Regions from separate parts of the Homo sapiens genome. Here region 1 is linked to region 2. Evidence: chromatin loops called from intact Hi-C (ENCODE). Cell type or tissue: IMR-90. All regions are shown on one strand. Links, peaks and the distances in the headings refer to the core of each region. The heading gives the core; the rest is flanking DNA. Region 1 overlaps ATP8B4 (ATPase phospholipid transporting 8B4 (putative)). Region 2 has its middle 20 kb from the start of ATP8B4.

Region 1 (16,585 bases), core at 4,983-12,982, 240 kb after region 2:
TGCAAGTGTTGGATAAAATGTCCTGTGGATGTCTGTTCAGTCCATTTGATCTAAAGTCCAGTTTAAATCTAATGTTCTTCATTGATTATCTGTCTAAATGATTTATTTAATGCTGAGAATGTACTGTTGAAGTCCCTCATTATTATTGTATTGGAGTCTACTTCTCCCTTTAGATCTAATGATATCTGCTTTATATATCTGGGTACTTCAGTGTTGGGTGAATATATATTTAGAATTGTAATATCCTCTTATTGTAATATCCTCTTACTGAACTGATCCCTTTATCATTATAAAATGATAATTTTGGCTCTTTTTACTATTTTTGGCTTAAAGTGTCTTGTATCTGATATAAGTATAGCTACTCCTGTTTGCTTTTGGTTTCTGTTTGTGAGGAATATCTTTTTCTATACCTTTACTTTCAGTCTATAGGTGTCTTTACAGGTTAAGGAGTTTCTTGTAGGCAGCATATAGATCACATTTTTATAGATCCAGATCCAGGCCATCTGGATCACATTTTTAAAAAACCCATTCCGCCATTCTGTATTTTTCAAGCGGAAAATTTAATTCATTTCCATTGAAAGTTGCTATTGATATGTGAGGTTTTGTTCCTGTCACATTGTTAATTGTTTTCTGGATGTTGTATATATCTTCTGTTCCTTTATTTCTTTTTTATTATATATTTTTGTGTCAGTAGTTTTCTTTAGTTGTAACTTTGAGTCCTTTCTCTTCCTCATTGGTGTGTTTGCTTTACCAGTGAGTTTTGCACTTTTATGTGTTGTTCTTAATAGTAGATATTGTCCTTTTGCTTCCAGGTTTAGGATTCCCTCAATTATTTTGTAGGGCTTTTCTAGTAGTGTTGAATTCCCTTAGTTTTTGCTTGTCTGGGAAAGACTTTATTTCCCCAAAGAGGGTAATTTTATTTCTCCACAATAAAGTAACTTTATTTAGAAATAAACTTATTTCTCCAAAAAGGATAACTTTGCTGGGTATAGTATTTCTTGACTTCCAGATACTGTCTTTCAGCACTTTGAATGTATTATCCTGTTATCTTCTGGCTTGTAAGGTTTTTACTGATAAGTCTACGGTAAGTCTGATGGAGACTCCTTTATAGGTGACTAGATGCTTTTCTCTTGCTATTTTTAGAATTTTATCATTGTCATTGACTTTAGACAGTTTGACTATAATGTATCACAGAGAAAACCTTTTTGCATTGTACCTGTTTGGGGATTGCTGGGCCTCCTGTATTTCAATGTCTAAATCTCTTGCTAGAGTTGGGAAGATTTTATCTATTATTTCATCAATAGGCTTTTGAATGCTTTTGTTCTCTCTTCACCTTTGGGAATGCTGATAATTCAGATATGTGGTTGCTTTATGTTGTCTCGCACGTTATGTAGGCTTTGTCTACTCTTGCTAATTCTTTTGTTTTACTTTTGTTTGGGTTATTTCAAGAGACCTGTCTTCTTCTGAAATTCTCTCTTCTTCTTGATCTAGTCTATTGTCAAAACTCTCAAATATATTTTTTTATTTCATTCAGTGAATTCTTCAGTTGCAGGATTTCTGTTTGGTTCTTCGTTATGATATCTACCTCTTTGGTAAATTTCTCAATCATATCCTGAATTGTTTTTTTCATTTCTTTGTATTGTTTATCTTTGTTCTCTTGTATCTCACTAAACTTCCTTAATATCATTATTTTGAATTATTTTTATGGGAATTTCATAAATTTCCTATTCATTGGAATCTGTTACTGGAGAATTATGGTGTTCCTTTGGAGTTGTATTTCCTAGCTTTTTCACGTTTCTTGTGTCCTTACGTTGCTATCTGCACATCTGGTATAACAGTCGCTTCTTCCAATTTTGTGGATTTACTTTCATAGGAGAGGACTTCCTCAATATGTATCTTGGTATTGGTTGGGTAGGGCACTTTGGCTTTGATTCTGGATGTGTGCAGTAGTATAGTCTCCATATAATTTATTTGGCTTTCTTTTTTTTTTTTTTTTTTTTTTTTGGTAAACAAAGCCAATGGTGTCTGTGACTTCCTCAGTGGCTTAGGGTGTGGTTGTTAATGGAGACTGTAGTGAAGTTTTATTGGGCATGGGGACAGCAGGTGGGACAGTCCTTGGGCCCCAGTGGGAGCAGTGGTAGGCTGAGCCTGCCTGTCTTTGGGTCCAAGGGTAGCACATTTGGCACTGGCATTAGTGTGTCCTGGTGGGATGATTCTTGGGCCACCAGGAGGCTTGCTCAGGTGACAGCAGTAGAAACAGTGGGCTGGACCTTGGGCCCCTGGGCTGCAGGCATGGCATAGGCAATGGCAGTAGCAGTGGTTGGACAACTCTCTGGCTCCCAAATAGCCTATGCTGGTGTTGGCAGTGGCTGTGACAGGCTGGTCAGGCCATTCCCCAGGTCCACGGGTGGTAAGTGCAGGTGGGTGCTAGCTGTGGTGGTAGTGGCAGGCTGGGTTAGTCTGTCTTCCAGTCTCTGGGAGGAGTGGTCATGATGGTGGATGGAGCCACGGCAGTGGATGGTGGATGGAGCAGGGTGATCCCCAGGCCCCTAGGTGGTATGCTCAAGTACTGGGGTGGGGGGTATGGAGTGCGGTCAAAGCCAGACTGGACAGACCTGTCTGTATGTTCCCCTTCTCCCCGCTGTCCAGTGGTATGTATGGGTGCTGGCTGTGGTGGCAGGGACAGGGTTATCCCAAGGCCTCTGGTGGAATGCTCAGGTGGGGGTGGCAGTAGCTGCACTCTGGCCGTGCTGGCTGCTGGGGTGAGTGGGATTGCTTTTAGTAGTAGCAGCCTTAGGCAGGTGGCTGGGAAGTGTGTGCTTTGGCTGTAGGTGGCAGCTATATGTAAGGTAGCCTATCCTTAGGGCATGTGGAAATGTGAGGAAGTCCTGTTGCTGGAAGGGTAGTGGGGTTGCTGTCAGCGTCTTGCACTTTGGCCATGGTGGCAGTGGTGGCAGTGGTGGTGGCTGCAGGTGGGGAATGTCAGTGGAGCTCCAGGAATGTGGAAAGCCAAGTACTGTTGGGCCCTCAGGCAGGATGCAGTCTGGTGGGGCTGGGCTCTCAAAATGACACTTTGCTGTCATTTTGTGGTATGTGGGACCCAGTGTGAGCTCCCTCTCTGGGGCAATGGCACTGCCTTGTCTTCAGGCAGCTCCCTATGTTAATTTCAGGGTCTGAAAGGGTTGAGAGGCTCTCCTATGGCTAGGAGTGGAGTCTGTGGTGAGATTGTGGACCACTGGGCATCCCTCACTTATACTTTCCCTACACAGGAGAGCCTTTCTGGGCTCCCAGCCAGACAGGATGCCTTGTTTCCCTCTTCTTCTTTTAGGTGTTTCCTGTCACTTCTCTCTTGAACTCCAATATTTTCTCTTAGATGACATATTTGAAGTATGATTATCTACTCTCTATCTTGGTGCTTCTTTGTGGAGGAGGCAACTGCCAGATGCCTTTAGTCGTACATCTTGAAGGACCACTCTCATTCAGAACTTGACTCTTGCTGAAGGAAGATAGATGCAAACAGATCTAGATTTTAATAAGCCTGTTGCTAAATGTTTTGAGACAGTGCCTGGAAGAGTATTGTAGGCAGTACACATGTATTACCTCATTTTGTTCTTAAGAAACTCAATCGTAGGCATTACTGTTTTCCCTGTTGGACATATGAGGAAGTCGAAGTATATAGAGGGTAAGTAACTTGCCCAAAGTAGTCCGTGGTTCAGGTGGGATGTGAATCTAGGCAGCTTGGTCCCAGAGGCTGTGCACTTGCCATGTGTTTCCCTAAACATACCTCAGATTTATTTTTATTCCCTTTAATAATTAACCTAAAAATATAGTTGTTAAGGTATCTTACTGCTTCACTTGAGTAAATGGTCAGACACCAGATTAGCAAGTAGAGTCAGCAGAAATTTCCAGGGGAAATAGCAGATGTAGGAGAAAGAGTATGGGCTTCATGTCAGCTGGATTCAAGTTGGAATCTCAGCTTCATGCTTAGGCTGAGTGGGAAACTTTTGATATGGGAATAACCTCTGTTTGCTTGGTTTCCTTATTTGTAAAATGGGGATACAAATATCTACTCTATATCTTATTTTATTTGGGGGATTAGATAAGAACTTAAAGCTTTATGACTGTTCCATGCGCATCTTTCTTGCCTTCCTCATTCCTTGTCTATTTCCTCCCTTCTCCCTTCCTTCATTCTTTCAGCCACTGATCCCAATCTTTCCACCAACAAGGACTACTTTTGTAACTATTTCCCCAATAAGGGCAGCAGGCCTGAAACAGTGGGGAAGGAAAGGGTAGAATAAAATAGACAGCTTTTTGGAGGTAGAATGAATAGGTCTTGTAATTTGATTGGATGTGAAGAGAAATAGTAGGAGGCTTTGTCACTGCTAGGTTTCACAGCCCAGAGTGTGCTCAGGCATGCAAGAATAGAAACTCATTAAATTTTCTAAAACTGAACTTGAACCTCTTTCTGTCTGAGGACAGAACAATTAAACTAGGCATTTTCAGTTAAATTTAGTTCAAGTCTGGGATGTACAATTGCCTCACCTGTTACTGTTCATCAGTGTCTACCCTGCTGGCATCCAGCACTTCCCACGTCTGTGTTCCTGTCTGGTCTCTGCTCTCTTAGGGTTGTTGTTGGCTTTCCCTCTTGGCTGACTTCCACACTCTGCTGGGGAACCATGGAAAGTGTGGCTGCTCTTCCTCACCTCTCTATGCCCAAGATGACTTGTGTTCTTATATGGCCACTTCAGTTTCTAAAATCCCTTTACTCTGCTGATTCCCCTAAATTTATCTGAGGATTCCATTAGCCACATGGTTCCTTCATCCACTACCAATCCAGGGGCGGGTCAGGACCCCGGCTTTTTTTAGCCATCACTTATCAGTTTCTAAACTCCTCAAAGTCCCCTTTCCCTAGGCTGGGATGGGAAATGAAGGAAAGTAATTTCTTCCTACTCTGCTCCTTTTGTCATCATTTTAATGCCTTGACTCATTTAAAGTTTATTCTTTTGATACTTAAAGAAATCCCCCCCTTCTTTTTCCAAAAGTCCAATTAGTGAAATTCCAGATTGCTGAAATTCAGACTAATGATGCTGCTATGAGTTTCAAAGCCCTATTTTGGTGCTCAAAAACAAAAGTTTCGTTGTATTTTTCTCCTTCTATATTTGGCTCTGCAGATCCTCCTGAAGCAAAGTATGTTTCTAGTTAAATGGAGAGGATCACTTGTGGTCCTAGTAGTAGTGGGAAAAGGAGCGATTGAGTTAATATCTCAAGATTTTATCCAACTACATTTGGTTGGCTAGATGACACAACTGTCATTACGTGGAAAGAATATGGAGAAATGTGAACTACTTGTATGCTGTTGTTGGGACTGTAAGTTGATAGAAACTCCCTAGAGGACAAACTAGCGATATGTTTCAAAATTACACATACGCATAGTTTTTACCCAGTGATTCTTCTAGAAATTTCCCTTAAGAAAATAAGTGAACAAATGTATGAATTTGTATAAAAAGGAATATTTATTGCTCTATTGATTTATGATAATAGAGATGAGAAATAGCTCAAATAACCAGCCATGAAGGATTTTGTTAAATGCTATGATATATACATGCAATGGAACACTCTTCAGTCATTCAAAGTGATTTTGTATTTTTCGACATTGGAAAATGCCCATGATATTTTTGTTAAATGATAAATGAGACTACAAAACATCATGCGTAATGTGATCTCTCTTTTTGCAAAAAAGTGTGTGTGCATGTGTGTGTGTGTGTGTATATATATGTAGGTACATATATGTATAAAACACTATACATCTACCCACCTCCTTACCTCCTTGCCTATCAAGATCTGGAGGATATAAACAGTGGTTCTCTCTGGGTGATAGAATTATGGATCATGTTTACTTCCTTCTTTATGGCTGTTTGTATTATCTGATGTTGTAATAGTGTTTGTGTAATGCTTTTACAATTAGAAAAAAGCTAAAAAAATTATCTTTTTTAATGAGAAGAAAAAATATTCAAAAGAAAAAAAATAAAGAATTTCCAGCTAGACTCAATATTTCAGGAGCCTTGGGGCCACCTTGCTCAGCTGACTGGAAAATAATGTTATTTCTACTCAGACTTGTAGGTAACCCCATTCTTAGAGTATAAGACAGAGAGGCAACATATGATAGAAAATTCTATGTAAGAGAAATCATTATAGTTATAGTGTGCATTTTCTTAATACTAGGACTGAGGGTAAAATGGCATCCAAAAAAGCTATTGCTCAAAGTTGTTCTCTATACTCCTAATCTCAGCTACTTATATCTAAGCCTACAGCTTTGGGATGAAATATTGAAATCATAAATTTGCACCATCTCTTTTTCTTGTGTTATGCTTTTGAGTTCAGTGGGAGTTCATTTAAAAAGAAAGTGTAACCAAAGAACAGGATCTGAACAATAGTAGCTATTGAAAAGAAATGACCAAAATGCTTATATTTAAACCTGTCAAATGTGCTTAGATTATTTCATAAACATGGATATATAATTTTTATACATATCATACATACGGCTTGTTTCAAATTTAGTGTCGTGAAACCATTTTAGACACTTTGAGTCCTGGGTTAATTTTGCTGCTGTAGCTGCCTTATTATTAAAGGCATGCCTAGAAAGCTACAGTTAAACCCTGCTATGGTTTCTCAGAAAATTACTACATTGAATACATTTCACCAATTCATATGTCTTCTGCTGAAAGGAAAACAGACTGAGAATTTAATTTTGATTGATCTGAGAGGAAAACTCATTCCGTATTTCATTTTTGTAGCATTGATCACGTGTTTTGTTATTAGAAAAACTCATGTTCTTTAACTAAATCATAAAGTGACTCCACTGCTTCTAAGAAGTATCCCAGTGATATAACTAGGAATTGATATTTCTTCTTTAATCAGCAAAATATGCATCAGTATTTTTTGAACATCTACTTGGTGGAAAATTATTTATTTGAATGTGCAGGGTTCTCAAATGCAAATGGCTTCAGGAACAGGCATATAGCATTAATCATGTGATCTGGGCTATCTATTATACATCAGGGAGTGATGGGGCCTTTGGTGAGTGGGAACATCATGTTGGCCATAAAGCCATAGAGATTCTTTAAGACACTGTGCAGGCCAAACAAAATGCATTTTGGTCCTAATTCCTAACCCCTAGTCACCCAGGAAAAATGTTTTAGTACATTAAATTTCTCTCATGAATCATAAAATTTTAGAGCACTTACTTAGGTAATCTTGTAGATCTTCTGGCACACACTGGTGCAGCAGCCCAAGTTTTCATGATCTATTTTGACTGCTTGGGGCACTAGCCAAACTGACTGGCTGGTCCCATTTCATGAACTCTAATAATGAAACTGGTTCAGTGGTTGAACATCTTAAAGGTCTCTCAGGTAGGGTAGTAAGGAATGGAACTGGGAATTCAAATCAAAATTTCATGTACTTTCTCCCTTTCTCTACTGTTGGCAGGGTAGTGCTGTCCCTTAAAACTGTCCCTCCAGCACTGTGTCTTAGTCCAACCTAGAGGCAGTCTGTGGCTGACTCTATGTGTAAACCAGCTTGGTGCAGTAGACCAAGAACTGTGAATATGAAGACGTAGGTTCCAGCCATGGATCTGTCGCTGGCTAATCAAGTGGCTAGAGGTCAGATAACTCAACTGTGGAAACAAACATAAGATGTCAGAGGCAGTCTGAACCCAGGTTTCCAGGTTCCAAGCTCAAAGCTCCAGCTTTCATATCAAAGTCCAGATTTTCTTCTTTTAAACAGGATGTCATGGTTTCAATCCATTTCCAACAGATCGATTTTTTTTTTTTTTTGAGACGGAGTTTTGCTCTTGTTGCCCAGGCTGGAGTGCAATGGCGCCATCTTGGCTCACTGCAACCTCCGCCTCCCAGGTTCAAGTGATTCTCCTGCCTCAGCCTCCCGAGTAGCTAGGATTACAGGCATGTGCCACCAAGCCTAGCTAATTTTGTATTTTTGGTAGAGATGGGGGTTTCTCTATGTTGTTCAGGCTGGTCTTGAACTCCTGACCTCAGGTGATCTGCCCGCCTCAGCCTCCCCAAATGCTGGGATTACAGGCATGAACCACTGTGCCTGGCCACAACAGATCAATTTAACCTTTCAATATAGAGTGCCTTAAGAGGACTGACTAAACGACTCTTTTTTCCAACCATCCTCTTTTCTTCTTTATAGGTTGTATGCAAGCCAGTATGTGCCTAACTATGCTTTGCTGTGCTTGTAGTGACATGGGGCTGTGAATGCCACAGTTGCCTCAACTGTTAATGCGATTCTGCATGCCAAGAATTGTAATAAACTGCCCTTCATTACGCAGCTTGGAAAAAACAGGCACTCTTTTGTTTTAGCATTTGTTATTTGTATTATGTGGTTAAGCATTGTGTGTACGCTTCAAAAATGTATAGCTCATAGTCATTGAAGGGAGTTATGTGTAGCTTTTTCCCTTCCTAATAAATCGTTTTTGTGAGAACCAGCTGGTGTTTGAAGAGCTAAATTCCAGGAAGAAAAAGAAATGACAGCTACAGAGCGTGGGCAAAGGTCTAAAAATATGAAAGCCCAATCTGGCCAAGAGACGTTGGCCTGTACAGAGAAAGTGCAGTGACAATTTCAGCAGAGCCAGAAAAACTGTCCCTTTTCTGCCTGGAAAAGGGTTCATGTGAGATGTTAGGAAGACAGTTTAAGGAGAAAAAAATCCTAAGTAAATAGAATTTCAGCCAATACTTTCATGAACTTCACCCTTCTTTGGAATGTTTTTACTCTCTAAGGGGAAAACAGATTGAGTCATTTATACAGCGAGTGAGAACTTTACTCAAAAGGAGTACTCAGGAGATGTTTTCCCTGTGGTGCTTTCTGAAGTCACAATTTATGAGCTCTGCAACATTGTCAGAGAAATGTTCATTTCCAAGGAACTTGTCTCCCTTGCTTTCTTTATTATTTGGCACTGTACATTTTCATGACTGTGAGGAGGATTCCCTGACATAGTTATCTGATGGGAAAGTCTGATCCTCTCACTTACAACAATGATTTTTCATGTCTGTTCTACTTCCCTCTCCCCTTTGTAACTCCCTAAATTTCACACATAGCACTCTGACTTTATACATCTTTTTCTTTGATTCTGCAAACTGATTGTTAAATGTGTGATATGATTCTTGGAACCATGTGACCTCTGGGTTCCTAAATGCAGATGTGATTTTGGTCTTGGACAGCAGAAGGAGATATTGAGCTAGAAGTTAATGTATCTTTTTGTATCATTTTTATTTTTAAACTTAGTATGTAAACAATTGGTGTTACATTTTCAAATAATTAGACAGCTGAGGGCTAAAACAGTTGTTTTGGTAAGTGGACATTCTCTTCTTTCAGAGGAGCCTCAGCATAAAACCATTTTAATAAATATTTTCTACACAGGATGAGTAATTTCATTTCGCCAAAAGACACAATATTCACTTTCTGGTCTTCTCTCACTCTCCATGTTCTCCTGAGTGCTCATTTTGTAAATGCCAGTTATGACCCATGCTGGATAGTTCTCTGGTCGTGGTTGAAGCTTCTGTAGGTTTGTCAGCTTGCCTTATGTTACTTCAAAGCCTGCACTCAACTGTTCTTGAAGAGGAATTTCCCTTCCTTTAAGGGCATCATCTTTCCATTTTGGAGAGAACAGTAGAATGCCACTTCTAAGTGTGCTATGTCACCATACAATCTTCCTCTTAGATGGCAGAGATGCATGGGATGTGAGCAGGATTGCTTTATAGCTACTGCTAATTAGATCTAGAGCATTTGGAGGGCGTTTCCATTTGGAACAACCCTCTATATTTTGGTGTCTAGTTTTTTTCCTAGAAGATTTATTCTATTTTTTAAGCTGAATACAATTTTTGCTTAAAATGTTCTATCCTATTATAATGGCTATGCCAATTCAGTAAGTACCATCATTTTTCTTCTTGTTAAATTTTTTTTAAAAAATATGTTTCTCAGAGGACTATTTTAAGCTGGATCGTATTACATTGTACCTCAAATTGATGAATTTATTTTATATATAGATGTCCTGGAATTCCTAGAAGATTTCATCAATTGTCTTTAGTCTTGTGCTTTCCATTATTTAACAGCATGCCTGCCAGATAGTGGTTCTTAAGCCCTTGAAGCTCAGACAGTCTTAAGTACCAAATCTATCAAGATCCCCTAGTTCAAACACAGCTCAAGATGGTGATTTAGCTTTTAGGTCATTTTAAACATTCAAGATATTGTATTTTCATTATGTTTACTCTCCTACATCCTGGAATTTGGAAATTTGCTAAGATATTCCCATCACAAAGAATTATCCAGCTTGCTTACTGAAACTGGGTCTTATGCCATATTCTCTCTGAATAGTGGTGAAATAAATTTACCTCTAGGCAAGTTTCTTGTTAGAATTAGTAGGCATGCTCTGTATGCTTTGTTATGTTTCACTTTTCACCCTCTCCTTTAAGGAAAGCAAAACAAAATTTGTTTGGACAAAACAGAAATTTTTCCAATGGCCATGTAGTTTGTGAAAAAAAGCAGCAGCTGGAGTTGGATTCTATTGTAGAAGAAACCATAACAGGAGATTATGCCTTAATCATAAATGGCCACAGTTTGGTGAGTTTGCCTAAGGTTTTTGTCCTTTCTTTTTCTTCACTGCAATAATCATCTCTTTTGTGCTATCATAATGAGACCTCCTTTGTCTTTTCCAGACAAATGTCACTACTAGATACAGGGCATATGCGATGATTTCCTGTTTGCAAAGGGAAAGGAAACTTCTAATATATATCTCATACATTATTATTTGGATCACCACAGTAAAGGGGAGGCTCCAAAGAAATGCTAAATTCACAGAATATCAATCTTGTCTAAATGACTATAGACCACTTAGCAGTATTATTTAAGTGCCTTTCTAGAGGGGAGTGTTACGGCTCACTGTTACTTAATTAAAATAATGCAACTGGGTGGATGTATTATAATTATTGCTCTTACTAATGTTTGTGATTTGTGGAGCACAACCTGACCTTCATGTAATTACTATACGAAATTATTGCCATTAAGATACCTCTAGTGGTTTTTCTAAATAGCAGCATTTTACAGCAATGCCAAACAATTTGCTTTGATTAGGAAATCTGGTTCTTGTCCTAATAGAATGAACTTGCATTGTACTTTTAATGTAGTTCAGATTCTGAATCTTGAACAAACATGAAAATACTCTTCTGAGTTTCTAATTTAAAATACAAAAGCTCCAATTACGCTCCAGTGAAATTATAATTTATATGCACAAGGAATTAATCTCACATCTTTCTCTGGCTTTGATGATCATTTTTCACTTTAGGGTTTGGACAATAAATGTATCTTCTTGTAGACAGTTTCTTAGAGGACAAAAGAAGTTGGGTATGAGGATATTGTGTTTTCTCCCTTGCGATCAGCTGTCTGTTGTTAGCTCTTAGTGCTTAGAGCATTATCCAGCTGGATTCCAGACATAATGATGTGTTGCCTTCTACACCATGGAAAGTTACAGAGCTCAGCTGCAGGCCAAACTCAGTTGAAAGTTTGTCCACATGACACAAAATTCCTTTATGCACAGAAGAACAGTAACTGAAAATTACGACTGTCATCTGGGTCTTAAAGCTGGTGGCCCCCAAGCTGAATTCCCCAGAGACCACAATATGGAAAGGGAATCTTATGAGTTATACTTTGACTTTCTCTCAGGCTCAAAGAATCCAATGTGTGGTGACATTAAGAGTACTCAGGTGATAATTTATACCATTCTCTCTCTCTGTCTCTAAGTGCATTGAAAGAAGGAGGTAAGATAGATGCTCTTCAAGAACACCATCATATTCAAAGCCTGAAACTCATGGAACCATGAAATGCCATTTTTAATTTAAGGAGACTTGACTATGTTTTTGCTAGTATGGTCAGAAAGCTTTTTCTTTCTTTCTTTTTTTTTTAATCATGATTCTAATTTGCTCAAATCCTGATGCTTTGCAGAATGTAATTTGGCCTTTGTTTTTTCTCAGAGTCTTAGCATAGTTTTTCACTTGCTGATAATAAAAAAGAGAGAGAGAGAGAAAGAGACCATTCTAGGCAAGACAGACAATTATCTGTTTTCTCTTTCAGAAAGAGTGGTAATATTTGAAAATGCCAACTCACAATTTCACCTAGGAATTATAGGTTTGAACATGAGAATTTTCTGTACTGAGTTATGTTTTTATATTCATTTACCCATCCAGCCATTCATCCATTGACATTTTTATTAAGCGTGCCCCGGTCACAGTGCTAAAGTCTGAGGATAAGACTGTGAATAGAACATGGCTCTCGTTTTAGGGATTGCTGTCTAGTGGGTGAGATAATCACACAGTGGTATGACAAATACTGTAAAAGAGGAATGAACACAATGCTTTGAGAGCACAGAGGGAGACAAATTTACTTCTTTGTGGGAGAATCAGGGAAGACTTCCTGGAGAGAGTGATATTTTCAAGTAGAGGTAATGGCAAGTACAAAGGCACAGAGGCAAGAAAGAGCCCATTCAATCATGAGGAACAAGCAATTTGGCATGATGGGAAAAAAAGTGTAGACTTAAAAGTGGTGATAGAAGATGAAACTCAAAAGGAATGCAGGGGCCAGATTGATATGGGCTGTGAATGTCTTGCTAAAGATTCACTCAAAGATACTGATGACTCAAAGTGTAAGTGGATTTGTTTCCTCTTAATGTGTTTATTAAATAATTTACAGTAAAACATTTTCTAGGAAAAAAAAATTGCACAGTTAATTGGAAGGGATTGTGCTATCTTTTTTAGTGATTTCTTGGTATAGCTAAAGGCTCTTATGCATTTGGATAGGAGCAAGATTAGAAATGGTTGAGGAACCCTGTCTGTGACGCAGCTTGCGTGCCCCCCTTTTGCACAGGCCTCTCTGGGTTTCAGTCACTATGTTCTTCAAGGGACAATCCCCAGATCATCTGCTTTTCATTTTGCCTGCACATTAACAATCACAACAAACTAAATATACAAAACAACAGTGCAAAGAAACAAAAAGCCCATCAGATAGAATAAACAAAACATCATCATTTGTAGTTCATTCTAAACTTGGTGAGCTGGTAGATAGGTTCTGTCTTTTGTTTTCATCAATTTTAATGGTTTCTAGAACTTCTCCAGCATTTAACTCTCTCTCTCCAGTGCAGCATGATATCAAGGAAGACATATAAATGGCAGTTTTGTTTATTTTTATTTTAAAATTCCTTAGTAGTATTTTAAAATTTGCTTAGGAGTTCAATACTCATTTCTTTGGTTCTTGTTGCTTGTGTGATTCTGAATCAACAATGACTTTTTGGAGTGAATGAAATGGTTTAGCAAACAAATGAAATGGTTTTAGCAAACAAAACATTTGTCTTGTTTCTCAACCCTCATTTATTGTTTCCTGTTCTTGTTTGAATTTTATTTTTAATCATACAGGCTCATGCCCTAGAAAGTGATGTCAAGAATGATCTCCTAGAACTTGCTTGCATGTGTAAGACTGTAATTTGCTGCAGGGTCACTCCACTCCAGAAAGCCCAAGTGGTAGAGCTGGTGAAGAAGTACAGAAATGCTGTTACTTTGGCCATTGGTGATGGAGCCAATGATGTCAGCATGATTAAAAGTAAGAGGATATTTGCTCAATGGGGTATGCTGCATACATGGGGTCCTCAGTTTCAGCATTTGGCAATATATAATCACTAGATTGCATTAAAATTTAATTTTGCCAGTGATTCTAAAATGAATGATACTTCTGGGTCCAATGCTACCACCATTATTAGTATTCGTAACAAAATTTCTTTGTCTTTAAATAAACCATTTGTGTATTTTTAGGCTAGAAAAAGACGTCGTTCACCTTTTACTATTTGAGGAAGTAAGTAGCTACGGTGTAGAGGAAAGAACACCAGACCCACATTTGTAACATGTGACTTTAACCCCATCTTTGCCACTTACAAATTGTAAAAACTTCTGTAAGTCACTGAACTTTTCTGAGGCTGATTTTCTCTTTTGTAAAACTAAGAGAAATATCTATCATAAGTGTTTCATCAGATAATATATGTGAAAAATTATAATTGCAATGGCTGTAAGTTTTCCGTAAATAAAAGAGGAATGACAAGTTTCCAAAAGAGATCGTGGCTTTGTTTTGGGAGTGACAGTGTTCCTCTTTCCTTTGTAGGTGCTCACATTGGTGTTGGCATCAGCGGCCAGGAAGGATTGCAAGCAGTCTTAGCCAGCGACTATTCATTTGCACAGTTTAGATATCTCCAAAGGCTTCTCCTTGTTCATGGAAGGTGGTCTTATTTCCGAATGTGCAAATTCTTATGCTATTTCTTCTATAAGAATTTTGCATTTACACTTGTGCATTTCTGGTTTGGTTTCTTCTGTGGTTTCTCAGCCCAGGTTGGTAAAAGCATGTTTTTTTTTGTTTGTTTGTTTGTTTGTTTTTGTATGATATTACAAATGACTCTTCTTCATAGCTCTTTACTAATAAATTCAGAGCATTTTTTAATGGCTGATTCAAGTAATAGTATTACAATTATGTAATTGATAGTTGACTTGAGCTTTGTACCCAAGAAGAATATGTATCTAGCTGGAATTTTATTTATTTATTTTCTTATTTAGATAGTCAACCAGTGAGTACTCCTTCCATGCATACTTTAGTTTTTGTTGAAATGTTTTTGGTATGATGACAGGTAAGCTTGTTGTAGAGTTTTAATTTAGAACAGAAGTCTGCAAATCACTAATAAGAAATGTTGAGGTATCTTTACTGGGAAGATGGTTTCTTATCCAACACACTAAATGTATCTGGACTGATTGGTACTCTGACATCAAAGCTGTTTAGACAGCAATTCATCAGCTAAAAGTTGATCTATAGATAATGCTGGTAGGAAGAAAGAAAATTAGCAAATGTATAAATTAGGATTCTATTTTTATATCGCTTCTTATACATTAAAGGATAGTTATTTAACCACACATCTTCAATATCAGAAAAGTTTTGACCCAATGAATCAACTGTAAAATGTAATGTCTATATCATTTAAATATACTTATAAATTTAAAAAATTTGTTACCAAAAACTTAAATGTAGATATGGCATTGACATTTTGAACAACAATACAAGAAAAAGATTGTCCTTGAAAAGGAAATGGTAACCATAACACTCAGAGATTTATTCAATTGTTCTTCCCTTCTTTGGGTTTAATCAATGACATGGATTCAACGATATGCATGAAGGTGATTTTTAAAAAATCATTTTATTCAAAAAGACTGAGGATAAATGAAATCTTGGCATCTTCTTCTTACATGTGCTAAGGGAGATTAGTGAATTCCTTTTTACAATGAAAATACATTTTCAACATTTTTTCCTTCTTCTGGGAAGTTAAGATTTCTTAAAGTGAGGCATACCTGTTCCCATTCCTAATTTTCTCTTTTTAGGATAACATGCCCTAAACTAAGAGTAGATTATGTTGATATTTTTGCCTTTTTTTTGTTAATCTCTTGACAGTTGAAGTAAAGCAGAGTCTTGATTTTAGCTACTCAGAAGTAGAAGTTATCTTAGTGCTACTTCAGAGTAGGCGTGGGGCTGGGGTTATTTGCATGCTCATAATTCCTCCTTTGTCCAACAAAGACAAGCATTGGAATGTGGCCTGTGGCTTCCTAGTCTGTTGATTTTCCTTCCACATAAGAACAAAGCAAGACCATCTGCTAACGGGTGTTTCTAAGAGATCTAATTTTCATATTCCAAAGGCTTAAGGCTGAAGAATCTCAAGACTATGAAGGGACAAACCCCATTTAAAAACTCTTAGAACACAGAAGAGTAGTCAGTGATTTGTATTTGCAGACGCACAAAGCTTGAATAGGCAACTGTTCCACTAAGTTGTCTGTTAAAACTGTGAAGTTGAAACTAACGTTCAATGACTTCTAACCTCTACATTTAGGTCATTTTCTGGGTTCTGATAAAAATCGGTCAGAGCCAGATATTAAGCAACTAGAATTTTTATTCTTTCACTGGTATTTGCATTTTAAAAGAGAACAACAAGGGAGAACAATAATTGCCCCAAAGACATGAGCAGCTTGATGGTTGAACCCAGCTGTAAGGCACACCACCTGTCTGTGATTAGGTTTCTGAAATGTTTGATTTAACTAACATGTTTCTTTTCTGTGTCCCTTCCTTTCCCTTTTGTTTTTTTACACTGAAATCTCTAGTTAATTGCACAATCTTCATTTTGAATCTATTGTTAGTCCCAGTTGACCATCTGTGTTCTTTCTTAAGCCAGTGAATTGGGTTGGACCAGTGGTTCTCAAGCTTTAGCGTGCATAGGAATCACCTGGAGGGCTGGTTAAAGCACTGCCCACTGGGCTCTAGCCCCTAGAACTGTACTTTGAGAACCACTGGGCTAGAAAACCTAGAAGAGTATCCCAAGTTCTGCTTCCTTGAACCCAGACCAGAGTAAAGTCCAATCTGCTGACTTTTTGTTTTGTCAACAACATTAGACCGTATTCATCTTTTCTAAAGCAGAGGGGCCAGTTAAGCCAACAGCTGATCTCCC
Region 2 (16,585 bases), core at 5,370-13,369:
CCATGTTGCCCAGGCTGGTCTTGAACTCCTGACCTCAGGTGATCTGCCCACCTTGACCTCCCCAAGTGCTGGGATTACAGGCGTGAGCCACCGTGCCTGGCTAATACATAGTTTTAAAGACCTCGAATTTGTACTGATACCTCTAACTTCGTAACCCAACACCAAAGAGTTTGCGTCTTCTTCCTTTACTCCATATCTCTTTTAAAAAACAAAAAACAACCCTCCCATAATGGGAAAACTGGTTCCCAGTGAGACAGCCAAGTGGGAAGAGGATCCCTGGAAAAACTCCAACTGGCTTGTGCACTGGGAAGAGTGCACACTGGGGTGGAGACACAGAAGTTCACAACATTTGCAGAAGGGTTCCTCTTCCTGTGTGGAACCTGGGATTCAAGGCTCCTCCTCTTCCTGTGTGGAACTTGTGGGTGGGAAGTTCTCTAGCAGGGACTCTGGCCTTAGGAGGATCCCTGTTTCCCCTTTTTTCCCTTTTACCCAATACAACCCTGCTTTACTCACGCTTCAAACCATCTATGAGCCTAAATGTTGGTGACCATGGGACGGAAAAGGACCCTGTCTTTAGCTGAACTAAGGAAAAGTCCTGCAACACCAGCAAGATCAATATGTTTATCTATTTGAAATTCTAAAACACACGCAAAGTAGTTTCAGAATTACTACATCAATACCACTACCAAAGACAAACTTACCTTACCAGGTAAAGTTCAAGGCTTTCTTAATTATTATCCTTAGAATATTCCCTGAGGGTGGCCAGTTAGAATTTCACATTCACAAGTTACTTGGAATAATTATTTTTCTTGTTCTGAATAATTACATTTTTTATATGATACATGCTTAGGTTGATTTGTTTCTGTTTCTGTTCAACTTAACAGTCCTCCCAGCCTGGTGACTAAATTTTATATTTGAAAATGTAGGCCGGGCGTGGTGGCTCATGCCTGTAATCCCGGCACTTTGGGAGGCCAAGGCAGGTGAATCACGAGGTCAGAGTTCAAGACCAGCCTGGCCAAGATGGTGAAACCCCGTCTCTACTAAAAACACAAAAAATTAGCTGGGCACGGTGGCAGACGCCTGTAATCCCAGCTACTCGGGATGCTGAGGTAGGTGAACCACTTGAACTCAGAGGGCAGAGGTTGCAGTGACCCGAGATCGCGCTCCTGCACTCCAGCCTGGGCAACAGAGTGAGACTCCGTCTCAAAAAAAAAAAAAAAAGTAAACATTTATGTGGTTCAAGAGTAAAAACTATATAAAAATATAATCAGAAGAGTTCTATCTTTTTCCATCTTTCTCATTCATTTTCATCCTTTTGCTTTAGGTAATCAATCCCATTAGTTTCTGGTTAATCCTTTCTGCATTTCTTTTTTTGCAAAAATTAGGACATATTCATATATCTTCTGACAAAGTAGCTTTGGCCAAATAGAAATATTGTCTTGCTGGGCACAAAGCACCAATTTTCAAAAAAGTTCCCAATGACTGAGCAAGCATTTTCTCTTCTTGGTGTACCTGAGTGCACCTGTGATAGTAAGAAAGAAAGAAAGAAAGGAAGGAAAAAGAAAAAAAGACATGGTGAGAGTGGCGGTGAAGAGAGTAGGGGGCCTAATTAGCCTTAAGAATTTATTCACATTTAGTAAAATTTCCACTAGATGGCAGTAACACTCCAAGAATAAGTTTCCTTTGTGTTCTGGGATAGGGTGACGCACCTACATGGAATGATGAGCTGTGGAGTGTGTTTAGGACAGACTCCCACCCAATGCAGAAATATTTTAAATGGATTCATTTTTCAGGTAATACCAATTTAACTTTTAAAATTAACTCTAAATCCAGTTTATCCCTCAGTAATGTAATATACTGAAAAAAGAAAGAGACTGATCCTGAATCAATGTATGACTGATCTGTGATTTGATAGCCTCTCAAATCAGACAAGATACTATAAACAGCAAATGTTAAAAAACCCTTAAGATTCAGTAAAATGTATTTTTATGCCCAGTGTTAATTAAAATCTCTTTATTGAATGCACTTTACCTCTTTATTTTTTGTTCAATTTTGTTTTATCCTGATTTTTAAAACAAGTAAAAAGTAGTCAAAGCCAAAAAGTAAACTAAATATCAAGGTTCATTTTAACTCAGATTAGGATGTGGTACATATAGCTGGGATTGTAGAGGTAATACCATACCCCTGGTTAACTCAATAGATCTTGCAAAAAGTTCTATTTAATATCAGTCACTGCTTTTCATGGCTCAGCTAGGCTTTAAGAACGAAATATTTTCTACGATATTCAGTAGTGTAATATGATATGGAAGCAACTGCTTCCATAAGTGTAGAGGGCAGGAGTGATCTGATCAGCTGAGAGTAGTCCGTGACGGCTTCCAGGAGTAAGTGAACTTTGAAAAAGGTGCTGAAGGAAATCATAGATATGAGTTGATAGTTAGGGAAAGGTAGGCCCTGTGGATAGGAAGAAAGATGTAAAAAAAAAAACAAGGGTAATTGCAAATGATGTCATCTCATATTAGGTTATTCTTTCATGATGAAGTGAAGGAAAACATGCCTTAACTTTGTGATATAGTTTGGCTCTGTGTCCCTACCCAAATCTCATCTTGAATTGTAATCCTCATGTGTCAAGGGAGGGACTTGGTGGGAGGTAATGCCCCCATGCTGTTCTCAAGATAGTGAGTGAGTCTCATGTGATCTGATGGTTTTGTAAGTGTTTGACATTTTCCCTTTTTGCTCTTCTCTCCTGCTGCCACGTAAGATGTGCCTTGCTTCCTCTTTGCCTTCTGCCATGATTGTAAGTTTCCTGAGGCCTCCCCAGCCATGCGTAACTGTGAGTCAATCAAACCTCTTTTCTTTACAAATTACCCAGTCTCAGGTATTTCTTTACAGCAGTGTGAAAAATGGACTAATACACTGTGAATGCAAAAGTCTATCATGTTCAATATAATTATCTCAGAATGTTTTTCACGTCTCTTCCCCTCCTTTGCATTTCTACCACCATCATCATACTTTAGGCTTTTCATACTGGGAAATGGACTAAGGTTTCAACTTGGCATCCCTGCTTCCATTCTTCCCTCCTCTAAATCGATTTTCCACATTGTGGCCAGGATTGCCTTCCTAAGGCACAACCCTGACCTAGTATGTTTCCTTTGGTAAAACAAAGGGACCTGAATTGGCTCAGCTTCCAGGGCACCATGAAAACAGTCTATTGATAGGAAGTTGGTCTCAAAAAGCCCTTCCATTCTAATGTTTTATGATCCTTACATGTCATCCTTTCACTGAGATAGCATGTGTGGCTCCCATTTATCTACAGGTGAAGTTGATGTTCCCTTTTCAGACATGCAAGGCAGTCTACAACGTAGGCCTGTATTTTCTGGGTTTTCTCCCCCTCACTCATGATTAGTTCACTTTAGCCAAATCAGACAGAGGGCATATAACATGGTACCTTTAATCACGCTGTTCCATCTGTCAGGAATGCAGAATCATCCCTCCCTGTTTCCATTTGAAATGCTTCATAGAACACTTGTGATTTGCACAAAGCCACCCTTTACTACTGTGGCACCTAGCCTCTAAGTTGACCTCCAGAGATTCATGCTGCCTGGTACTCATGCACTGTGAAATGACCACACTGAATCACGGCTGACTCTGTATAGTCAATAACTGATGGAATATTGTGAAAGTAAAAATATGTTACTTCTGAGGTTAGCTTATCAAAAGCTTTGTAGTTTCTGCTTTAGTGTCTTGGATCACTCACTTTGAGGAGAGCCAGCTGCATGCTATGAGGACACTAAAGCAGCTTTATGGAGAGATCTACTTGGAGAGAAGCTGAGGTCTTTACTCAACAGTCAGCACCAATGTGCCCACCATGTGAGTGAGCCATTCAGAAAATGATTCCTCCAGCCCCAGTCAAGCCCCTGGGTGACTGCAGAATCAACTAGTATCTGACTGAAGGCAGCAAGCCAAAACTGCCCATCAACTTGCTCCTGAATTTCTGACCCACAGACACTATATTGTTGTTTTAAGCCACTAAGTGTTGGGGGTGATTTGTTACACAGCAATAGATAATACAACATCAAGCCTCTGATGGCACAGTTTTGGCAGCCAACTAGAATTACTTGCTCTTCAATTTCTATTTTTAGAAGAAAAGTTCTTGCCTTTAAGGGAAATGAGGGCTTTGATGAGGTTGATATCCTCAAAGGAAGGTCCTGGCATCTCCAGGTCTTCAGCTTCTCTCCTAAGCTAAGCATTTAATTCATTCTTAACTCCTTCCTATGCATTATACATAGTCAGAGCCTGAAACAGTTCGTTTCTTCTCAAAAGGGAGGATAGTAGAAACAGAGGCAGAGTAACAGTCAAGGCCATGGATGGTGGAAGCAGATGTGTGCGTAATTGAGTCTTGGCTTTGCCTCTCCCTCCCTGCATGCCTACTGACTTTGGAGGATTGCATGGGGGTATTGAATGTTAAGATCTATGCCATGCCCACACTTCAGTGCCTGGAAAGTATCCAGGACTCAGTAAATGCTATGATTTTTATTACTAAGATTCCCTGGACATCAGCCTCTTTTCATTACTACCTTAAACTAGAGCCATCTTTATCATTCCTCGTTGCTTTCTACCACCATTTCTTTGTACCACAGACTCTTCCACTGAGCTGCCAAGATGTTCTTCAAAATGAAATATAGCCGTGTTGTTTTCCTGCTTGAAAAACCTCTATTAAAATACAAAACAGATCCGTAGGGTTAAATCTAGGCTAGAGTTGCTTTGGGGAGGAGGAAGTGGATGGTGAGTGGGAAGGGGCGTGACAGGGTGGGCTTTTGAGGTGCTGACATGTTGTTTCTTGACCTTGATGGTGATTATACAGTTGGGTACCTTTCGTGATAACTCTGAGTTGTGTCCTGGATGCTCTGTGTGTTTTTCTGTATGTATATTATATTGCAATAAAAAGTCTATTCATAAAAAATGAACATAAAAACAAGTGAACATCACTGTTGGCTTCCTTGCCATCAGGGATAAAAGCTGCTTTCCTTCGGCATCCAGAGCTGCCCCATGGCTCCTGTTCGGGACCTACTTCTTCAGCATCATAACTCACTCCTGAGTCCCACACAACCAGTGTTTCTAGTTATATTTCTCAGCATTCCCTGAACACACCATGCAACTTCTCTGCCTTTGTACATTCTGTCCACTTCCTCTTTCCCTACCTCAGTTTTTACATTTTAGGAAAAACTCGTATTCGTCTTTCAAGAGCCCCTCAGACATGCCATATGTGAAGCCTTATGTGCCCTCCTCAAGCAGAGAAGTTGCTCCCTCCTCTGGCTTACCGCAACACCTCTCTCACAGTGCTGTGCAGACTTTCTGTGTTCAGGGAAATATGTTGTGTGTGCTGTCCAATATGGCAGCCACTGGAAACCCAGCTAGTGTGGTTGAGGAAAGGAATTCTTAATTTTATTTCACTTTTAAAAAATTTTAACTCTTTAAAACAACTTTATTGGGGTATAATTTACATGCCATAAAATTCACCCATTTTCTGTACTCTTATTTAATTTTAATAAATTTAAAATTAAATAGCCACATATGCACAGTGCGGCTCCTTCACAAGTTCTCACACAATGTGTGTATAAATCACCTGTTTACATATCTTCCTCTCATGGAAGATCGTGAGCTTTTTGAGGGGAAAGATTTTGTCCTTATCAGTCTCTTGGTGAGTGAAATGCCTGTTACTTAAGAGACGCTCAATAAGTATTATGAATGAATAATTGGATTGTATTTCTAAGAACCCTGCCCTGATTGCCTGTGAGGTCCTCTCAGCCCATTACTGAGAATTTCTACCCAAACTTTTTGCCTTACTCTTTCTCCAATAGGAATCAAAAACCATGGCCCAGGATCATGGTGATAAGGCCTTGGAGAGTCTGGAAACTTTCACCTCTAAGTTTGTTTTGTTTTGGTTTCCCTATTCTTGGTGGTATTAATCAGTTAGCATCACTTAAAAGGAAAAGAGCCCTTGAGCTTATCTGTAGGGGCAGCCAAACAGGAAGAGGAAAAGGAGGTCGCCGCTCTTTCTGTGGCTGGTCTTGGAAAGGGAATGTCCCAAGGGTTGGGGCAGATGGAGTCAGACTTAAGAAAAGGGGAAAGAGGAACAAGGAAGATGGGCCCTGGAGGCAGGTGCGGGTCAAGAGCATACCAGAGTCACAGATATTGGGGTGGGGATCTCTGACCAACAGCTCCTTCCATGATGGAGTTCTAGAAGGTACTAGTGGATTTTTCTCTTTCAAGGATAGTCTAATTGTCTTAGAGAGATCAGTATTTGTACATTCTCAGTTAGTGCTTCCCAAAGTTGCCTGCACATTACAATCACCTTAGGAGTTTTAAAAAAGAGTGGATTCCCCAGTCTCATCCCAGAACTACAGAATTCGAATCTCCAGGAGTGGGGCCTAAAAGTCCCTATGTTTTGAAAAGGTCTCCTGTTGATTCTCTTGCAATTTATTCAGGTGGATGTTTAGGAACCAGTGCTCTAAACATATAGTAAAAATCATATGTCAGTAGTTTTCCCCAGAGAAGCATGGTGTGTTATTCATTCTTTGTATATTTTGAATCCAGGAATTAGAACAAATGAAACTATGTTATGGTTTTAATACATGATAAATATTGATCTACTTTGGTAAATAACATTTACTGAGTAATGACATTTATGGCACTCTTAATCCTTCCTAAATGCTTTGTTATCTAAGTTTTCATAACTACTCTGGGAGGTAATCAATCAAAAAATATTTAATGAATTTCTAGTGTTGATCCAACCCAGTGCTGGGTAGACAGGGATATAATTATGGCTTACACATTACACATTAGGAAATGGATTGTAAGTGATTTAACTACATCCCAAGGCCAGTCTCGGAAGAGTCAGGAGTCTGGGCCTGGAGTGTTCAGCTTGGCTTATCACATTACTAGGCTTTGCTTCTTGGAAACTAGTGTTGTCATGGTTACCCTGGGGGAGCTCCTAGATATCAGTGATGGCTCAATGTACTCATCTTTCTTATTCTTTTATTTTCTTTCTTTAAAAACATTTTTTATTTCAATAGCTTTTGGGGTACAAGCATTTGTTTTTTTACATGGATAAATTATATACTGGTGAGTTTTGAGATTTCAGTGCACCTGTCACCCAAATAGTGCACACTGTACCCAATATGTAGTTTTTTAATCACTAGCTCCCCTTCCATCATTCCCCTTCTGAATCTCTAAAGTCCATCATACCACTCTGTATGCCTTTGTGTACTCATAGCTTACCTCCCATTTATTATAAGTGAGAACATATGGTATTCACACACCTATTGTGCTTATCCAGTTTTAATTTCTATCTGCCCATCAAGCAGAAAACATCTTGCTGTGCAGTTGGACTCAAGAGAAAATGTGATCTCTAACAAAAATAGTTTCTTTAGGATGTAGTGGTTCATGAAGTTACTTCCCCTAATATGCATATTCCAGGATAGTCAGTGAATTTTCTGAAAATAAAATTTGAAGTTTTGCAGGAAGATTGTTAACAGTGAGAACTACTTAATGCCTGAACTACTAGTCTGATCTATTACAGTCACTCTAAGGAGTATTGACTCATCCATCGAACGGACACATTTATTTATTTTTATTTTACTTTAAGTTCTGGGATACATGTGTAGAACATGCAGGTTTGTTGCATAGGTATACATGTGCCATGGTGGTTTACCGCACCTATCAACCCGTCATCTAGGTTTTAAGCTCTGCACGCATTGGGTATTTGTCCTAGTGCTATCCCTCCCCTTGCCCCCAACCCCCCGACAGGCCCTGGTGTATGATGTTCCCCTCCCTGTGTCCATGTATTCTCCTTTTTCAACTCCCACTTATGAGTGAGAACATGCGGTGTTTGGTTTTCTGTTCCTGTGTTAGTTTGCTGAGAATGATGGCTTCCGGCTTCATCCATGTCCCTGCAAAGGACATGAACTCATTCTTTTTATGGCTGCATGGTATTCTTTGGTGTATATGTGCCACATTTTCTTTATCCAGTCTGTCATTGATGGGCATTTGGGTTGGTTCCAAGTCTTTGCTAATGTGAATAGTGCTGCAATAAACATACGTGTGCATGTGTCTTTTTAGTACAATGATTTATAATCCTTTGGGTATATACCCAGCAATGGGATTGCTGGGTCAAATGTTATTTCTGGTTCTAGATCCTTCAGGAATCGCCACACTGTCTTCCACAATGGTTGAACTAATTTACACTCCCACCAATAGTGTAAAAGCATTGTTTTTTCCACAGCCTTGCCAGCATGAGAACAGACACATTTAATTACCTTATCTATTCACACAATTTCCCCTATACCGGCAATTAAGTCCTATCATGCTACTTTGACTTTGGAAATAAAAAGGATTTACAATGCAGACAGACTTCTTAGAAGGTGTAAGACTAGGAGAAAGTGGCGGTTGTATGGGTATAAGAGAACAATAAAGGGAGAAAAAGATAAGAAGTGACTGGGAAGTAATGTTTTTATTTTAAAAATTTCTAATTTCTAGTTTGAAATGAGGATATTTCCAGTCAGTGAAATTCAGTTGACTTTACAAGGTATGCTTCTTAGATAATAGTTCATCCTTGGCATTGTATAATTCCAGTATCTGCCACCAGGTGGGAGATGATGCCTATTAGGATATTAAGTTGTGGCAGTGGTGCCTTTTAGGGTGTTTAGGTGTGGGTAACCAATGACTGAGCAGATAATTTATTCAGGTATCTATCTATCTGTCTGTCTATCTATCTGTCTATCATCTGTCTATCTATCATCTGTCTGTCTATCTCTCTATCTATCTATCATCTCTCTGTCTGTCTGTCTGTCTATCATGGACTGCCTATCTATCTATCTATCTATCTATCTATCTATCTATCTATCTATCTACCTATCTATCTATCTATATATGTATCTATCTGGACCTGCAATGCTCTGTCCCTTGCTAATCATGTACACACACCTTTGACACACCTCAGATCATTTCCTTAGTGTAAATTCCTGGAAACAGAAGGATTGAGTCCCAAGGTAGACACATGCATGGGGTGTTTGATACACTGCAGTGCTGCCTTCTGGAAAGATTGCACCAATCTACCCTCTCACCACCAGGGTATGAGACAAGCTATCCCAATGTGGTTTACAGATTGCTGAAGGATGAAAATGTGATAGAATCTCTCATCCAGTGGCTAGAGCGATACTAAGATGAGCATTACGGTTGGCAGGTTGTGCTCACAGCTCACAATTACTAAAATATTGACAATTAAGTTGGTAAGTGAGAACTTTGATAAGGGAGTAGCTGAGCAGAGAATCTTGTCACTAGATGTGGTACAGTGAAAACATCCTTAAAGTAGCAGTCAGGAGACCTGGGTCCTGGAATTTAATAAATGTTAGCTTCCTTCCACTCCTCTCTGTGATGATCAGCTCATCTTCAAGATGACGACCCTCCCAGCTCTAACACTGTATATGTCTCTAAGGATCATGTGCGTCACTTCACAAGAAGAAGCATCGTGAGCATGATTAAGGAGGCAGAAACATCAGATGCCTCATGGTGCACAGTGACATGCAACAAGGCTAGTCTTGTGCCGTGGTTGTTTGTTATGCATTTCTTGGCAATTTGCATTGTTGCCCTCAGAGACAGTGATTCAGATCTTAGAGCACATTCACTCTGAGACACTTCCAATAACTGAAGCAAAATGCTGCTGGTAGTTAGTCAAGATGTTTAAATGTCATTCGGTGATTGATCGCTTGTGAGTCATGATGACGCACAGTGATGCTCAGCATGCAAAGGACACAGTGGCTCTCCTCAGTCAGGACTGCATGGAAAGATGTCTGATAACCTGCTAACCCTCTGAAGAGCCTTCCAGAATGTGCCGGCTAACATGGAGGATCTAGACAGCTTCTCTCAAAACATTCCTTTTCTAGAAGAATTTACTTTGATTGGTAAGAGCCAGGGATATTAGGTAACTCCACTTGGGTAACCCATTGGCTGGCTCATAATAGATCCTTGTTGGATGAATGGAATGTAAAGAGAGTGAATGAGATAGTATTTTTGGGAAGATTGACGTTAAATCAGTGCTAGCATGTTGCTTGATTCTGTGACTAATATATTTGAGAAGCCTCTTGCACAGTGCTTGATGCATTGTAGGACATCAATATGTCCAAAAGCTATGGGGATACAGAATTCAGAACCCAAATAAGAGAATCCTTACTGATGTTTCAGGGATTCATCCCTGAACTGAAGAAAAGAACTTTCATTTCTTTTGTCCAGTGTTTCAATTATAATAATAAAATCATATGTATGGAATACTTTTCATGTACTCAGCACATTATTTTATTGGATCCTCACAGCTTAATGAGGTAGTACCATTACTATCAACCCCATCTTACAGACGGGGTAACTGAGACACACAGGGTAACTTGTCTGGTGGTGTTCAGCTGCTGCGTGGCAGAGCTGGGCTTCACACAAAGGCCAGTCTGACTCCAGAGCCCCACGCTCACCATCAAGCAGTGTGGCCTCTTAAGACACACAAAGTTTGTCCTGTGTTCTCAGTACCACATCACAAAGGGTAAACCCCCCAAATGGGACATCTGTTCACTTTCAAAAAGAGAGAAGGGAGGAAGTGAACTAATTTCTACTTAGCAATTAAGCACTGCTCATTTAGCAAAGGAAACAATTAGGATACAATATCTTGATCATGGAAAAATCAAACAGTCTTTACAACCCAACATTTAAGCCACATTTGCCCCAGCCTGGCTTTATCCCTGTATGAGTGGTGAACTGACTGGCTTTTTAATTTTTCTCCTGGATGTTTTGACATTTTATAGATGCACACAATGCATTTGTGAAGTGCCCACAGTTTGAAGTTTCTGCATAGCCCTCCTGCCTTTAGTCCTTGCCATGATAAACATGCCCAGATAGCAACTTCACAGAAGGCTGTGAACTTTGAAGTCTTTGAAAAATCTAAAAATTATATGACAGTGTTGTATATGGAATCACTGGTGAGAGAAAGCCAACATCTCCCTGAGTGCCAGACACACGGCCCTCATAAATCCTGGGCTAAGAGCAGAGAGGGGTGGTCTTGTTTACTTAAACTCTGGGATGGAATGGGCATGCTTAACATCACAGTAATCGACTCAATCAGGGGATCCAAATGGAATTGCTGCTACTCGTGTGCATTTAAATGTCATGGTTATATCAATAGTTCGGAAGAGGAAAGTATCCACGCTCAAGGTTGGATTAAATAAAACAGCTTCACCTTTCATTGAAATGTACATGAAAGAATTATTAAACGTCAGAGGACCGTTCAGTTTAATTTTGGGGAGATATGAGTTTACCAGTGAGAATTTAGCATTCTTCTGTAGGCCCTTTGAAGCTACATGTGTGTTCCCTTAATTGGATAGAAAGTTTCCCCATTGGATATAAGAGGAGCCTAGGACATTTCTCTTTATGGTACTCTGCTTCAACGGCATAGGTATTTAGTTACAGTTTTATGTATGTCAGGTTTCAGTTATTATGACTGGTGAAAATATGTCCAGAAAGTAGACTCCAATTCCTTGTTTAGCGGAAAGCATTTGCTTATTGTGCCACCAGGTAAAGTCTCATTTGGAATTCTTGTGCTTGGATTTTTAATGAGTTTGTTCCCCATACTTAGTTTAGATTTACAGAATGTCTAGGGGCGTGGCCATATGTGCACATAAAAGGTCACATAAAGTGATCTCGGGCAGATATGACAGGTCAGATGCTCTGGGTATAGCTCAAGCAATTCCCGCAAGCCGCAATGATAATGATTCATGGAAATGGGGTTAAAATGAAAGGTTCTCTGAAGTGTGACACCGTCAAGTGATGGTGGAGTGGTTAAAGATTGAGAGCAATATGGAAAAACTATTCAGAATATTGTTGGAGGGAAAATCCAGATAATGAAATGTAGAGTACCTCCTTATCAACCTACAAGCTGAATTTGTCACACTAAATATTTAATGAAGAGAAAACTGAGAAAGTTTAGAGATGAATGATGTGTCACACTCATATCTCAAAAGGAGAAAAGATAGCTTTTAGATTTCAACCAGCTAAGGACTAAAGGACTGGGGACATAAAACCATTTAAATTTTCCTCTAAGATTAGATTTTGAGGCTCTAAGTTAAGGCTTGTTGTTCTAGACAACCCACTTGAACATTCAGAAAACCTGAAGAATCTTTTTAACAATGTTCAGGTTTTGTTTTACTGCTGTGAGAGTAAAAATAACTTCACCCTCACATCTGATGAGTCACAGAGTGACTGTTGAGCTTGAAATGTTCTCTACTTCTGCTTTGTGATGAGCTAGCTGAGCATTGGTATGCAGAACTCAAACAGATGGACCAGAATTTGTTCCACGTTCACTCTCCTTATTTTTGTCAATGCCACCAACATTCCCCTAGCCATTAGGGCAAAGAATGTGACATCATCTTTGACATTTTACCTCTTCCTTCCCCTTCTGTTGCCAAATGTTGTCAGTTCTATATTTGGAATATTTCTTGAATCTATACTTTGTTCTCCATTCTTGTTGACACTGCCTTAGGCTATTATTGTCATGTACTAGGATAATTGTAAGGGTCATAATCTAACCCTAACATATGTTTTTTCCCCTGATTTCCCGTTATCTCCTATGCACTCCACTTGCCAGATAGACTGAAGTACAGTATTTGATGTTCTTTGCAGATACTCTGTTTTCTGACTTCTCTGTCTTTGTTCCTGCTGTTCTTTCTACTTGAATGGCTTTCACTCCTTATTGTTGTATACAGGAATCACACCAATTTTCAAGGACTAGCTCAAGAGCTTTCTCTTCCCCAAAGTCTGCTCTGATCTTGACCCTCTTCTCACTTGCCTTTCTTTCCCATTGCAACTTTCTTTCCACCTTTATAAGAGCGCTGATCATTGCATAGTTTACTTGCCATAGTTATTTTTACATTATGTTTTATTTCTTCTGCTAAACTCCAACTTTTAATTTTTATTTATTTTTACTTTTGACAGTCTATTTTTCTTTTTTTCCATTTCCCTCTCACTGACAGTCTATCATTCTTACATATTAATTTATTTTTCCTTAGTTTTACTGAGGTATAATTTATGAATAAAAATTATCTATATTTAAGGTATACAATGTGATGATTTGATATACATATACATTGTGAAATAGTTACCATAATCAAGCTAATTAACATATCCAATCACCACACAGTTACCATTTTTTTATTTTAAATTTTTATTTTTTATAGAGGTGGGGTCTTGCTATGGTGCCCAGGCTGGTCTTAAGCTCCTGGCCTCAGCGATCCTCCTGCCTTGGCCTCCCAAAGTGTTGCGATTCCATGCATGAACCACCATACCTGGCTCATTATTTTGTGTGTGTGGAGAGAATGCTTAAGATTTACTCTCTTAGCAAATTCCAAGTATACAATGCAGTATTATTAACTATAATCATCATGTTGTATGTTAGATCTCCAAAACATATTCATCTTATGACTGAAAGTTCATAAATTTTGACCAACATCTCCCCATTTCTCTAACCCCAGCCCCTGGCAACTGCTTATTATGCTCTCTGCTTCTGTGAGTTTGACTTTCTTATTTTTAATTTATTTTTGTTTTTTATTTTTGATACAGGGTCTCACTCTGTCACCCAGGCTGGAATGCAGTGGCGTGATCATGGCTCACTGCAGCCTCCACCTCCCCAGACTCAGGTGATTCACCTGAGTAGCTACTCAGCCTCCTGAGTAGCTGGGACTACAGGCACATGCCACCACGCCTGGCTAGTTTTTTGTAATTTTTTTTTTGTAGAGATGAAGTTTCCCCATATTGCACAGGCTGGTCTCAAACTCCTGGGCTCAAGCAATCCTCCTGCCTTTGCTTCCCAAAGTGCTAGGATTATAGGTGTCGGCCACTATGCCCAGTGAGTTTGACTTTTTTAGATTTCACATGTAAGTGAGAATTATACAGTATTTATCTTTCTGTTTCTGGTCTATTTCACCTAGCATAATGTCTTCCAGGCTGATCTAGGTTGTCACAAATGGAAGGATTTTCTTCATTTTCATGGCTGAATAATATTCCATTGTATGTACAAAACTTCAAGTTTTTTAAAAATTATACTTTAAGTTCTGGAATACATGTGCAGAATGTGCAGGTTTGTTACATGAGTATACATGTGCCATTGGTGGTTTGCTGCACCTATCAACCCATCATCTACATTAGGTATTCTCCTAATGCTATCCCTCCCCTAGCCCACCACCCCTCAACAGGCCCTGGTGTGTGATGTTCCCCTCCCTGTGTCCATGTGTTCTCATTGTTCAACTCCCACTTTTGAATGAGAACATGTGGTGTTTGCTTTTCTGTTCCTGTGTTAGTTTGCTGAGAATGATGGCTTCCAGCTTCATCCATGTCCCTGCAAAGGACATGAACTCATCCTTTTTTGTGGCTGCATAGTATTCCATGGTGTACATGTGCCACATTTTCTTTATCCAGTCTGTCACTGATGGGCATTTGGGTTGGTTCCAAGTCTTTGCTAGTGTGAATAGTGCTGCAGTAAACATATCTGTGCCTGTGTCTTTATAGTAGAATGATTTATAATCCTTTGAGTATATACCCAGTAATGGGATTGCTGGGTCAAATGGTAATTCTGCTTCTAGATTCTTGAGGAATTGCCACACTGTCTTTCACAATGGTTGAACTAATTTACACTCCCACCAACAATTTAAAAGCGTTCCTATTTCTCCACATCCTCTGCAGGGTCTGTTGTTTCCTGACTTTTTAATGATCGCCATTCTAACTGGCATGAGATGGTGTCTTATTGTGGTTTTGAATTGCATTTCTGTAATGACCAGTGATGATGAGCCTTTTTTCATGTTTGTTGGTTGCATAAGTGTCTTCTTTTGAGAAGCGTCTGTTCATGTCCTTCACCCACTTTTTTATGGATCCATAAAAGAATCCATATCTAATTAATATTCATATTACCAATGCAAGCTTAGGATGGCTGTTCCTGTACTTTTTATTATGAAAGTCATGAAACAGAATACTAATTATTTAATAGTAATACAGCCTGTACTTAAATAAATATTGCCAATAACTTGTTTATTTTCAAGTTGGTTTCGGGGGTGCCAAACCACAGGCCAATTGTTGAATGACTATTATAGTGTGTGTGTGAGTACTATAATCAGGCATAGAAACAATGGCCTTTGGCATTACCTTTAAAAATAAGTGAAAGGACAAAATAAATCTAATAAGAATTTGGACTAATATAAATATAATCAGGTTAAATTTCCAGAACAAAACATTTTTGTTTCTAATGCTGAGTAACAGGTGCAAGAGCAGTAGCTGCGTGATTTTATAACCATTATTTTTAAAATATTTCTAATTACATGATAATATTAATTGAAATATAAATATTTTTAGTATTTTAGTATTAAAATATTTATATTTCAGTTAATATTAGTATAATATAATATTATATGAATATAATAATATATAAATATTGTTAGTATTATTCCAAAGATACTACTAAGAGTTTGAAGTATATCAATGCTTATATATTAGTGTTAAACATTTGATTATAAGATATTGAAATGTTACTCCCCTTTTTGCCTAATTGTGATGAACTAGAGCTTATATTTCTAGCATATAAATGAAGAATCAGACATATCTGGTTCCTTGGGGATGAAACATTCACACCAGCTCCTCTAGCGAATAAAAGGAGAATCATTATAGAGAGGCAGAGATAGTGGATTGGTTAGGCACATAGATTCTAGAACCAGACTGTCAGGTTCAAATTCCACTTCTGCCATTTTCTAGCTCTGCAGCTTTGTGAAAGTTCTTTAACCTCTCTGTTTCTCTGATTCTTTATCTGTAAAGGATAGAATTATTGTAATATGAAATGAATTACTATATATGAAGCACTTAGAACTATTAAGTACTGCATAGCTATTAGAAGTTCTTACCTATCATTATTGATGTGGTTAGGTTTTGTGTCCCCATCCAAATCTCATTTTTAATTGTAATCTTCATAATCCCCATAATCCCCATGTGTCAAGGAGAGATCAGGTGGAGGTAATTGAATCATGGGGGCAGTTTCCCCCATGCTGTTCTCGTGATAGTGAGTGAATTCTCATGAGATCTGATGGTTTTATAAGGGGCTCTTTCCCCTTCACTAGGCACTTCTCCTTCCTGCTGCCTTGTGAAGAAGGTGCCATGCTTTCCCTTCACCTTCTGCCATGATTGTAAGTTTCCTGAGAACTCCCCAGCCATGCTGAAACTGTGAGTCAATTACACCTCTTTTGTTTATAAATTACCCAGTCTTGGGTAGTTCTTTATATCAGTATGAAAATGGACTAATACAATTACTAACATAGAACGTTAGACTAAGGAGGGTTGCTTAGACATTGCAATCCAAGACTCTTATTTATTTTTATTTTTTTAATTTTTTTTGAGTCAGAGCCTTGCTCTGTCACCAGGCTGGAGTGCAGTGGCACCATCTCGACTCACTGCAGCCTCTGCCTCCTGGGTTCAAGCAATTCTCCTGCCTCAGCCTCCTGAGTAGCTGGGACTACAG

What was found. A loop is a pair of places that touch in the nucleus more often than their neighbours do. Peaks named below come from ENCODE experiments on the same cell type or tissue, not always from the same donor. Only the 100,000 strongest peaks of a DNase experiment are listed, where the experiment ranks them.
Region 1: it touches region 2 in a loop (4-fold over the local background); 7 of 110 quality-filtered maps call a loop at or near these places.

What each region holds. Positions count from the first base shown.
Region 1 is chr15:49,895,142-49,911,726 of GRCh38, reverse strand. ATP8B4 (ATPase phospholipid transporting 8B4 (putative)) reads left to right here. Exons shown (of 28, transcript NM_024837.4): 21 at 10,488-10,635; 22 at 13,476-13,659; 23 at 14,212-14,435. Among named protein-coding and RNA genes, the nearest start is that of ATP8B4, 220 kb to the left of the region's middle. RefSeq lists an enhancer at 2,051-2,551. In IMR-90, for the core only: a CTCF peak has its summit at 9,219; DNase peaks (open chromatin) are centred at 8,806 and 9,216; H3K27ac peaks cover 4,468 bases.
Region 2 is chr15:50,130,651-50,147,235 of GRCh38, reverse strand. It overlaps a transcript of ATP8B4 not described here. Among named protein-coding and RNA genes, the nearest start is that of ATP8B4, 20 kb to the right of the region's middle. RefSeq lists an enhancer at 9,479-9,985. In IMR-90, for the core only: CTCF peaks have their summits at 8,644 and 9,148; DNase peaks (open chromatin) are centred at 9,685 and 12,305; H3K27ac peaks cover 3,186 bases.